Regions from separate parts of the Homo sapiens genome. Here all the other regions are linked to region 3. Evidence: chromatin contacts called from ENCODE Hi-C or POLR2A ChIA-PET data. All regions are on one chromosome and are shown on one strand. Each heading gives the region's core, a stretch centred on a gene start or an enhancer-like site at or near the end of the contact. The rest is flanking DNA. Distances are from core to core; before and after follow the strand shown.

Evidence for each region. A loop is a pair of places that touch in the nucleus more often than their neighbours do. ChIA-PET counts read pairs that join two places held with the same protein, here RNA polymerase II (POLR2A). Pooled maps may share reads with other maps.
Region 1: a loop to region 3 is called in a map of IMR-90, with 3 times the contacts of the local background. The contact joins two enhancer-like sites. A Hi-C loop is called at or near these places in 4 of 168 maps with a recorded cell type or tissue (A673, Caco-2, IMR-90 and 1 more) and 4 of 50 pooled maps. POLR2A ChIA-PET finds 5 or more read pairs at or near these places in 5 of 52 experiments (A673, MCF 10A, PC-9 and 2 more).
Region 2: a loop to region 3 is called in a pooled map, with 2.2 times the contacts of the local background. The contact joins two enhancer-like sites. A Hi-C loop is called at or near these places in 3 of 168 maps with a recorded cell type or tissue (A673, Caco-2 and colonic mucosa) and 6 of 50 pooled maps. POLR2A ChIA-PET finds 5 or more read pairs at or near these places in 4 of 52 experiments (A673, MCF 10A, PC-9 and 1 more).

The regions. Positions count from the first base shown.
Region 1 is chr3:189,266,578-189,269,970 of GRCh38, reverse strand. All of the region lies in intron 4 of TPRG1 (tumor protein p63 regulated 1), which reads right to left. Among named protein-coding and RNA genes, the nearest start is that of TPRG1-AS2, 28 kb to the right of the region's middle. Within about 2 kb of position 1,775, at least 2 of the 41 ENCODE cell types and tissues checked have a DNase peak (open chromatin) inside an H3K27ac peak, as active enhancers do.
Region 2 is chr3:189,286,953-189,290,109 of GRCh38, reverse strand. All of the region lies in intron 4 of TPRG1 (tumor protein p63 regulated 1), which reads right to left. Among named protein-coding and RNA genes, the nearest start is that of TPRG1-AS2, 48 kb to the right of the region's middle. Within about 2 kb of position 1,294, at least 2 of the 41 ENCODE cell types and tissues checked have a DNase peak (open chromatin) inside an H3K27ac peak, as active enhancers do.
Region 3 is chr3:189,417,971-189,421,160 of GRCh38, reverse strand. No RefSeq gene overlaps it. Among named protein-coding and RNA genes, the nearest start is that of TPRG1-AS2, 180 kb to the right of the region's middle. Within about 2 kb of position 1,345, at least 2 of the 41 ENCODE cell types and tissues checked have a DNase peak (open chromatin) inside an H3K27ac peak, as active enhancers do.

The DNA.
Region 1 (3,393 bases), core at 526-3,025, 150 kb after region 3:
AAGTCAAAACTCTATATCTACTCAACCAATGCTCCATTTCCTCCATGTTTCCACAGAGCATGTTCCTTTTTCCTGGTGACATAAAAAGAACAAAACCAAAAAATGCTAGAATTTGTAAATTTAGGTCAATGAAAAAACTCCTTAGCTGTTTACCCATCTTTAAGTCTTACTCTCAGCTTTGCCATGGAATTCTTGACCACAGTCCCCTAAGACCACTGTAAAATGAGGGAGATTAAAGCAAACGCTGAAAAATCCCTTGTAGCTCCAAAAGCTTGTATTTCTTCTCACCTACTTTTATTTCTTGAATTATATTTATAGCATCTTGGAAGGCTCTAAACACATCATAATTAACAGGGTTTTTTTTTCTGCAATGAATCAGAAGAAACAAATCCTCTGCCAAGTATCCCCAGCACACATGCCATTCCTCCAGATGAGTTCTCAGGAAATACACCCTGCACAGCTCCGGGACTCAATACAATTTCTTGAACATGCCTCTTCTCACTTGTATTTAAACTGGCGCACCTAAGTAAGGTCTCCCCTCTATGAAGTGATCCACATCAGCAAATATTATTACAACTCCTAATGCAAAAGGATTCAAAAAGTGAAAAACGAAAACAAAATAATATATGGCTGGTGATTAAAAGAAGATTTAGAAAATCATGGAGACAGAGAGTCACAGTTTACGACCTTGAGACCACACATTGTTATGGAAAATGTATGTTTAGGATGGATTTTTACTGGAGTACCCAAAACATTGAACTTTCACCAAGAAAGTTAGTGATAGTCTTTTCTGCTTATGTTTTGCCTTGTGCCTTTTTTTTCTGTGTGCTTTAGCTCTTGTTTTGTTCTTTTTTAAAAAGAAAAAAAGAAAAAAAAAAACCTCAGGATGTTAACTCTTGTATTTCTAAAGACAGATGATGCCCAAAGAGTTAGAAATTTAATTGTTGAGTCTTAATATCCCATTTTCTGGAGGAAAATGTATGAAATAAGAGGGTTCTCGTCATAGAGAAAATACACATGCTAAATTGACAAGGCTTGAAAAGCCAACATTCAATGTTCACAAGTAGCGAGAACAAAGAGCACCCTAAAGCCTGAAAGATCCAAAGTCTCTAGCTTCCTAGATTCTGTACTCGGTGCTTCAGGTTCCAGAAAAGATTCAGCTCTTTTTTGGAGAACTGATTCCTTCCTTTCATAAAAGCCAAATCTCTGACATACATTCCATCTGCGTTTCAGGATCTTGCTATTACGACGCTAAAGACTAGGAGCCCTTCCCTAGAAGAAATGCAACATCTCTAGCATTGATGAGCTTTCTTGTCATTCAGAGATACAAACTATTATAGAACCTCAAAGTGGGTGCCATCACACTAAATGTATCATAGTGAGTACAGGATAAATTTTGGCGCCCTTCTCAGGCATTCCCCAGCAGGGATGGGATCCTGCCCTCTGCAGGAATTCTTAGGCAACAACTTCCTAAGGAGGTATTTCTCATTTAAATATAACCTCCTGGCAACCAAATATTTATCTGGAAGAAATGGGGAGTGGCCCTGTCCAATCAGGCACCTGGGTTCAGTCCATTACTCAAAAATAACAGGATTGTGGTATTTGGGGAACGCCTCCCCACGGAGATTTGCCAAGAAATAGCTCAGCAATCCCCCATCAGCCACCCATCCTTGTCAACATGCCTCCCTGGGCATTAGAGTGAGTGGACAGCACCGCACCCAAAAATCAAACCCCGGGCATTCTTGGCACAGATACCCAAAGGCGAAGTCAAGAGTGTACATGACAAAATCCTCGCCTGCTGCCCTGTTCATCACAGCATGTGATGTAACTTGATCCTTGCTGAGGATGGTAAGTCCATAAGCTCCAAGGCAATTCTCTTTTCAGAATTTATCTCCATCCAAGTGACTTCCCTCCATTGAATTCCAAGACCATTAATCAGTATTGTCCACAAGAGGGTGATATTCAGAATCTTATATGTAACCTCTCATTTCCACACCAAGATCAGGCATCCAACACCTTTTACCAGGACTGACTCCAAGACCTGATCACACTTTTCTCAGTGCTCCAATTCATCCCACATACCGCTCCCTGTTCTAATCATTTACTCACCATTCACATACAGCAATGTGCCTGCCATATACTAATGTTGTGCTATAGGCTATAAGGACACAAAGATAAGCCTTCATGCTCTGAAATCTTTATGATGTCAGTTGGTCAATCAAAATAAATAAAACCTCCTATCTTACCATTCAACACTGTCCATGAGCATGTTCTCCTCTCTTCCACTACTGTCTCTATTTTCCAGTCACCCAGGAGACTAGTCATGATTACTTAAACAACTTTTCACACTTTCATATCATTCTTTTTGTCATACTCTTCCTCCAGTTTATGAGCCACTTTATAACTCTCTACCAAAATTCTTCATTCTGTTGTCTCTTTAGCAACAGTTCCCACCACTAAAAACGATTGCCTTGTCTATGCTCTCACAATATGTTGCTTACATCTTTATTTTGGGCTTTGTCAGATTATGCTTTATATGAAAATTAGTTTTCTATATATTTACCCTCTTAGTTCCCAATTAGATCTCAAGCTATTTGAGGGCAAGGCCAATGTATAAAGTCATGCATCACTTAACAAAAGAAATACATCTTAGAAATATGTCATTAGGCTATTTTGTCAAGGCTACTTTTGGACACCCTACACAAGGCTAGATGGTATAGCCTACTACAAACCTAGGCTATATGGTATAGAGTATATTGCTCCTATGCTATAAACATGTAACAGCATGTTACTGTACTGAATATTGAAGTCAATTATAACACAGTGGTAAGTTTTTGTATATCTAAATACATCTAAACATAGGGTACAGTAAAATATGATATAATTTTGTGGGACTGCCATCATATATGTGGTCTGTGACCAAAACTTTGTGTGATACATAACTGTATTTTATCTCTCTTTCCCTATAGAGACAACTAGACCATTGTCCTCCATTTGTTGAATCACCAAATTAAAACTATCTCAACTTAACCTTTCCAAGATCTGGGTGCAGCAATATCCAAGTTAGCATAAAGGGGAAAAAAAAAACACAAGGAAAATGCATAATGACGGTAACTATATGAAATAGCTGAAACAACTTTGTAACTAGAAAGATCAAGGAATATCAATTACCTAATATTCTTAGTTATAAGTTATGCTTTGCTCTAAAACCAGCTTCTGATGGTCAATAATAATACAAAATATAACCATAGGTGTTTTAGGGAGCCATTTATGGGGTTTAAGGTCACTGTTTTGTATACTTGCAGAGTCATCCCATCTTATACATGCCTTCAGCTTGGCCTGAATTGTGAGATACCATCTTGTTCCTATGAGCATTTTCACATGTGCTTTCTT
Region 2 (3,157 bases), core at 45-2,544, 130 kb after region 3:
AGAACACCCCCACTGCCATAGAGCCATGACCACTTGCCATAAACACAAAATTTATTTGCAATTGTTTTATCATTAAAACCATATAATTATGTTTCCTATTGCATTTCATTTACATTGGTTGATTTTAACATAAAAGCAATATCTGAAAATGTACACCATTTAATTGATTAAATTTAGGCTTCAGGTAGATATGGCATGTTTATCCTGTGGCTTCTTGTAGTAGCTATAACAACTCTGTTACCTGAGATTTTCTGTAATCCCATTTATAAAGCATAAGTAGATAATAGAGCATCGTGGGCAAAAATCTGAGCAAAGATATAGGTTGATCAGCATGGTATTTTAATAAGGTAATCTGATAGATTTAAGTTGAATAGATTGAAAGACTGGTAAGACTGAAAGGGTGATACAATAATCTCATAGTACTTAATATTTACCTAGTGCTGCTGTATTAGGCACGTTAAAGAAGTAGTCTCAATTAATTCTCACAATTTTCTGAGTAAAAACTATCATCATCCCCATTTTACAGGTGAAGAAACCAAAAGAAAGATAATTTAAATGACATTTCAAAGACTACGTAGTCAACAAGTGATTCAACCTGAACTTAAGCAGGGGCAGCAGGTCTCCAGAATCTCAGCTCTTAACCACTACATAGAATCACAGTCAGGAAAACATCAAAATCATTGAAGCAAGAGAAAAAAAAAAAAACACCCAAAGTAAGATCATGACAGTAGGAACAGAAAGAGTTAGGTTTGAGAAATGTGGCAAAGATTGACTTGATTGAATTTGACAACCTGATTGGATTTGGGGTCGGGGGGAGAAAGAAGTGAAAAATGACTGATTTTTTAAGCCTGCATAATTGGGAAGATAATGAGGCCATCCTCATAAATAAAGACCTACAGAAGAGAAGCAGGTTTTTAAGGAAGCAAGATATAGGGGAAAGATGATGAGTCTGAGATGCCTGTGGGGTATACAGGTGGAGACAGCCACGGGGAAGAAGTGCAGGTGCAGTGTGTTTCCCATCACTCAGCAATCAGACAAGCTAAAGGTCCAATCAGCTTTTTTCAGCCCAGGTTTTTACTCTCTTAGACTTACCCTCTAATACACAGTACATCGGTGAGTGACACATGATTATAAAATTTTCCATAAATGCTTTTGGGGAGGAAAGGCTCACGTACAGATACAGGCACCCATAAACTCGGTTACCTCATAACAAGCTGGAATCTTGCAAGACCATCTTATGCTGATTATTTTCAAAACTCACATTATTAGGCACAAATCAGTGGTTTGCGATAGATGCAGTAACAGCTGAGTAATTTCTTTCTTCCTTGCAGCAAGCTGCCCTTACAAAGGTTAATTTGCTTATGCATCATAATGAAGTCTATTTAAAGTTTTGAAACTGCGACTTAGCTCAGAATGATACTGTTTGCCCAGAGTTAGGCTTAGAGGTGAGAAGCCTTTGACCCCACTGAGGTGGGAAGAGGAAAGAAAAGCAAAAGGGGACATTGGAAAGCGGAATCAAAGGTTAGCTGGAGTTAAGAAGAGATAGAATGCAAAGGCCCCAAGGTCATTTACAAAGCTGAATATGCTTCAGTTACTGGTTTATGATCAGGATATTGATCAGGTTTGCACCTTTAAAAAACAAGCATATCATCCCAAAATTAGATGGTGAATAGTATTAATATATAGCTTTTCTTAGTCATCCTATGTGCTATAATATTCATTCCTCTTCTCCTGCAATGTACATTGGCCTTTGAAGTTTTGTTTTTACTTCTCACAACAATCTCACTACACGTTGCAGAAAAAAATCCTAAAGTTTATATAGACTTTGTTATATTAGTTTATCACAAATAGCAGCATCTTTTTTTTACATACAATGTTATTCATTTTTTAAAAAGTGAAGCAACTACATTATTGATCTGAATCTAAACATTTTGAAAACTAGTTTTATTATTTAGCTAAATTTTGGTTGTGTATACACACACAACCACACACACACAACCATATACACACATAATTTTCTCTCCTCTCTCTTTTTCCTCTGTCTCTCTCTTTTCTCTCTCACTGTCTCAGACATAAACTTTGTGTTAAAAATTTAAATTTTTTAAATTTAAATTTTATTAACTTAAATTTTTTTAATTTAAAAATTAAAATTCTCACAATTTTAAAGTTGGGTGATAAAGTCATTTCATCATTATGAACTCAATTCTCAATCTTTTCGCAAATTCCCACCTAAAACGTTCTTTCATTAAAAATCACACCTTAAAATTGGGGGAAAATAGGCAAAAAATAAACACATTTGAGTTTTGCTGAAAGAATGGCCTTTTTATTGAAAATGCTGGTATTTAAGCATCATTAGAAAAATCCAGTGATTCCTCTAGGCAATATTAACTCGGCATCTTTAAAGAAACAAGTAGGCTGGGCATGGTGGCTCACGCCTGTAATCCCAGCACTTTGGGAGGCTGAGGCGGGCAGATCACGAGGTCAGGAGATCGAGACCATCCTGGCTAACAGGGTGAAACCCCGTCTCTACTAAAAATACAAAAAATTAGCCAGGTGTGGTGGTGGGCGCCTGTAGTCCCAGCTACTCGGGAGGCTGAGGCAGGAGAATGGCATGAACCTGGGAGGCGGAGCTTGCAGTGAGCCGAGATCGTGCCACTGCACTCCAGCCTGGGCAACAGAGCAAGACTCTGTCTCAAAAAAAAAAAAAAAGAAAGAAAGAAAGAAACAGGTACTGTGTGTGCAACCTTTTTTTCTTTTGCCATCCACATATAGAAATCTATAAAGCCAAAATACTTGATTCCTCTGCCTAGAGATGACCGTGCAACATTGTCTGGACAATGAGACAAGTAGAATTCCCCAAGGAAGATCTTTTCTTCAATTGTAAAAGGCAAAGCGTCACTGGGAGAAAGCTCTTTGCCTCCTCTCTTTTCCCTTTCTTCCTGTCTGAAATGCAGAGTGAGGCTACACGGTGCAGTGCTATCTTGCAACCATGCGGTGACAAGCATGATGAATGTCAGGGTCTTCAGGCAAAAGACAGCAAAATGGAAAGACAAAAGGAGGGTGAGGCCCTGCTGCCCTCCGTGAGCCATCAATCCTGAAATTCATCATCAACAACTGTATAAGCCTCTGTTAATCTCAACAGCTGTATATTATCCTT
Region 3 (3,190 bases), core at 96-2,595:
GTGGCAATTCCTCAAGGATCTAGAACCAGAAATACCATTTGACCTAGCAATCCCATTACTGGGTATATATCCAAAGGTTTATAAATCATTCTACTGTAAAGACACATGCACACGTATGTTTATTGCAGCACTGTTCACAATAGCAAAGACTGGGACCAACCCAAATGCCCATCAATGAGAGACTCCATACACAAGTATGGAGTGTTTTATTAATGCATAAAGTAGTAAATAATGTTTGTCATTTGGATAAATGTAAGTTAGATTTGCATCTAATACTGTACATTCTTTATTTATAAACTTAAATCATTAAAAATGTATAATCATGTCAAGATGTAATCACGGAGCATGTTTCCAACTTACTATAAGTAAAGGCCTGTGGCTAGAAATCAAAATAGGAAAACAGCTAAGACAGAATCTTAAATGAACATTTCTGTTGTCCTGGATGTATATTTGCCTTGAAGTAATCATTATATTTTTAAAATTATTTATTTAACCGCCACTTATATAGAACTTACTACGCAAAAGTTATTGTTCTAAGAATTCTGCAGACATTAACTCACTTAATCTTCATAACAAAACAGTGAGAGATATTCTAGTATCCACATTTTAGTGGTGAGCTTAGGTAGCTTGCTCAAGATCACACAAGTAGTACATGATAAAACTAGAATTCAAATCCAGGCAATACGACTCCCTGGTCTGTTCTCCAAGCTGCTAAGCTTTGCTGCCTCTCTTACCAGACCAAGGGAGAGATGCCCATTAGTGTTATTTTAAATTCTGCCTCATATTAGTATAGCATAATTTTAATTTTACATACAGCAGTCACAGTGATTAAAAATAGATTCTCCCCATAGTCACAGGAGGCAAATAAGAGGGTATTTACTCTCATTTTACATAAGAAATTGAGACTCAGAGAATCCAGGTAACATTCACATAGTTTAAATTCAGGCTCTGGTTGTTTGACTACTGATCCACTATTTTTTTCCTTCACTCTACACTAGCTTTCTCAATTCTCTATTTTTCTTTAAGGAGAATTTAAAATAAGAATTTTTTTCTTCATCCTCTCCAACATTGGTGGCATGATTAAATCAAAGAGATGACCTTTTTTTTTTTCTTTAAACCAGAATGTTAAGCAATTCTCAAAATTACTAGGAAGGTTTGATTTCAATCTTTCAAGTAACCTATTTACTTATTAAGAGTCATGAGGGCTTTTGAAGCTTGACACAATTGTACAGGATGACTGGATAGAACATGGCAGTCCCTTTTCCCCCTTCATCTTCAGCCAGCACACTGGATTGCTCCTTTGCCAGCTAGTGAGGCAGGCATGTTGCAACACTGAATAGTCAGGAATCAAAAAATCTGGTAGAGGAAACCCTGGGGCTGCAAGAAGGGGACCTGGGTTCAAGTCCCATATGAACTCACAACTCACTGGGGGAGCTTCAACAAATCAGCCCAGCAGAACCCACCTCGGTTTTCTCATTTTTTGAGTATACATATTTGACTAGGTGATTGCTGAAGTCTGTAAGTCTGTCCCAACTTCTCTTCTCTTTTAGTGGTCTGAGCTCTTCCTCCGTGTGTGCATGTGACTTTTCACAAGTTGCACCTAAGTTTACTCATCAGTAAACTAGGACTAATAATATAAGTTATTATTAGTTATCATCCGAGGCAGATTATCTCTCTGGATTGATGAATGCATCAAAGAGGATACTAAATATAAATGTTTTAAAATATAAAATATGCTTTATAATTTGCAAATACTTGCTACCATTAACTAATTAGAAAAATTAGTAATTAAGAGTTCAGCAAATGAAAAAATTGCTACTGCTCTTCATAAAGCTCTCAATGGGTTAACCGCTTGGACATCTGGTGAAATACTAGCCTCAGCTGTTTAAGTGACATCTTCTTGGGTCAAATTTCTCTCCTCACTTCAGTCCATCTGCTCACAGCTTATCATAATAAACACTTCTAAGTTAAAGAGCAAAGAGTACACAGCAACGAGAGAGGGACAGCATCTTGGATATTGGCTAGACAATAATATTAGAGCAAAAACAACACCCAGCTATCTACTCTTCTTTCCTCCAGCCCCATTCCACACTGCCCATTCACCCCTCCCCCGACCCTTCCCTGCCCCGTGTGTGGCAGCCACATGCCAGGTGGGAGAGAAGCTGAAGGGAAGAAATCAAAGCTACCCATAAGTGACTGAAGAGAAGAAATAGGCCTAATGGGAAGAATAATGCCAGGTGGAAAATCTATGTGTCACTTGCTTTTGGACCAATGAAAGTAGAATGTATTATGTGATTGATACTCCATAGAATAGAATCTTCTTAATGTAGTGTCTTGGGGATCTGGGCACTTGGCTTATCTAGGAACTGTACCAAGTTATTCTGAGACTTTAGCAAAAAGTCTAAATAACTCAATATTCAACCTCAGTTTTCTCATTTGTAAAATAAGGTGGTAATTGTGGTAGCAATAAACACAACACTATTGTCATTTGGCTTAAATTTAAAAAAAAATCTGTGACAGAGTTTGGCACCTAGTGGGAAGTAAAATTTTTTTTATTGACTTTGAATATTGAATCTGGTACACTGGACAGAGATTGATACTGAGATGCCCGTGGATGCCCACCTGAGGACTCTAGCCTTTCAAATCTCTAGGAATGATCTGAAGTTTCACACCAAGGGAGTACAATTATCAGAGTTGAGATCAATATTTCTGGCTATTTCCAAAATAAAGGGCTTATATAGACACATGTAAATTCCTTCCTTGCTCTGATGTTCTGAGAGTCCATATGTTCTGCTCTCTTGAATGTCTGATTACATTTAAAATCAAAAGGCACTTCATTCTATATACCTTCTGTGTCAATATGCACATTCCCAGAAGCCACTTTTTCTTCCTTGAAGTCACTAACATCAAAATAACCTCAGAGACAAATAGATTATGGTGCACCCATACAATGCTAATAGTGGTTATTTCTTCTCTCATCTTTTTTTCCTGAGATGGAGTCTTGCTCTGTCACCCAGTCTGGAGTTCAGTGGTATAATCTCTGCTCACTGCAACCTCTGCCTCCCAGGTTTAAGTGATTCTCCTGCCTCAGCCTCCTGAGTAGCTAGGATTATGGGCACATGCTACCACACCCGGCTAATTTTTGTATTTTTAGTAGAGACAGGGTTTCACCACGTTGGCCAGGCTGGTC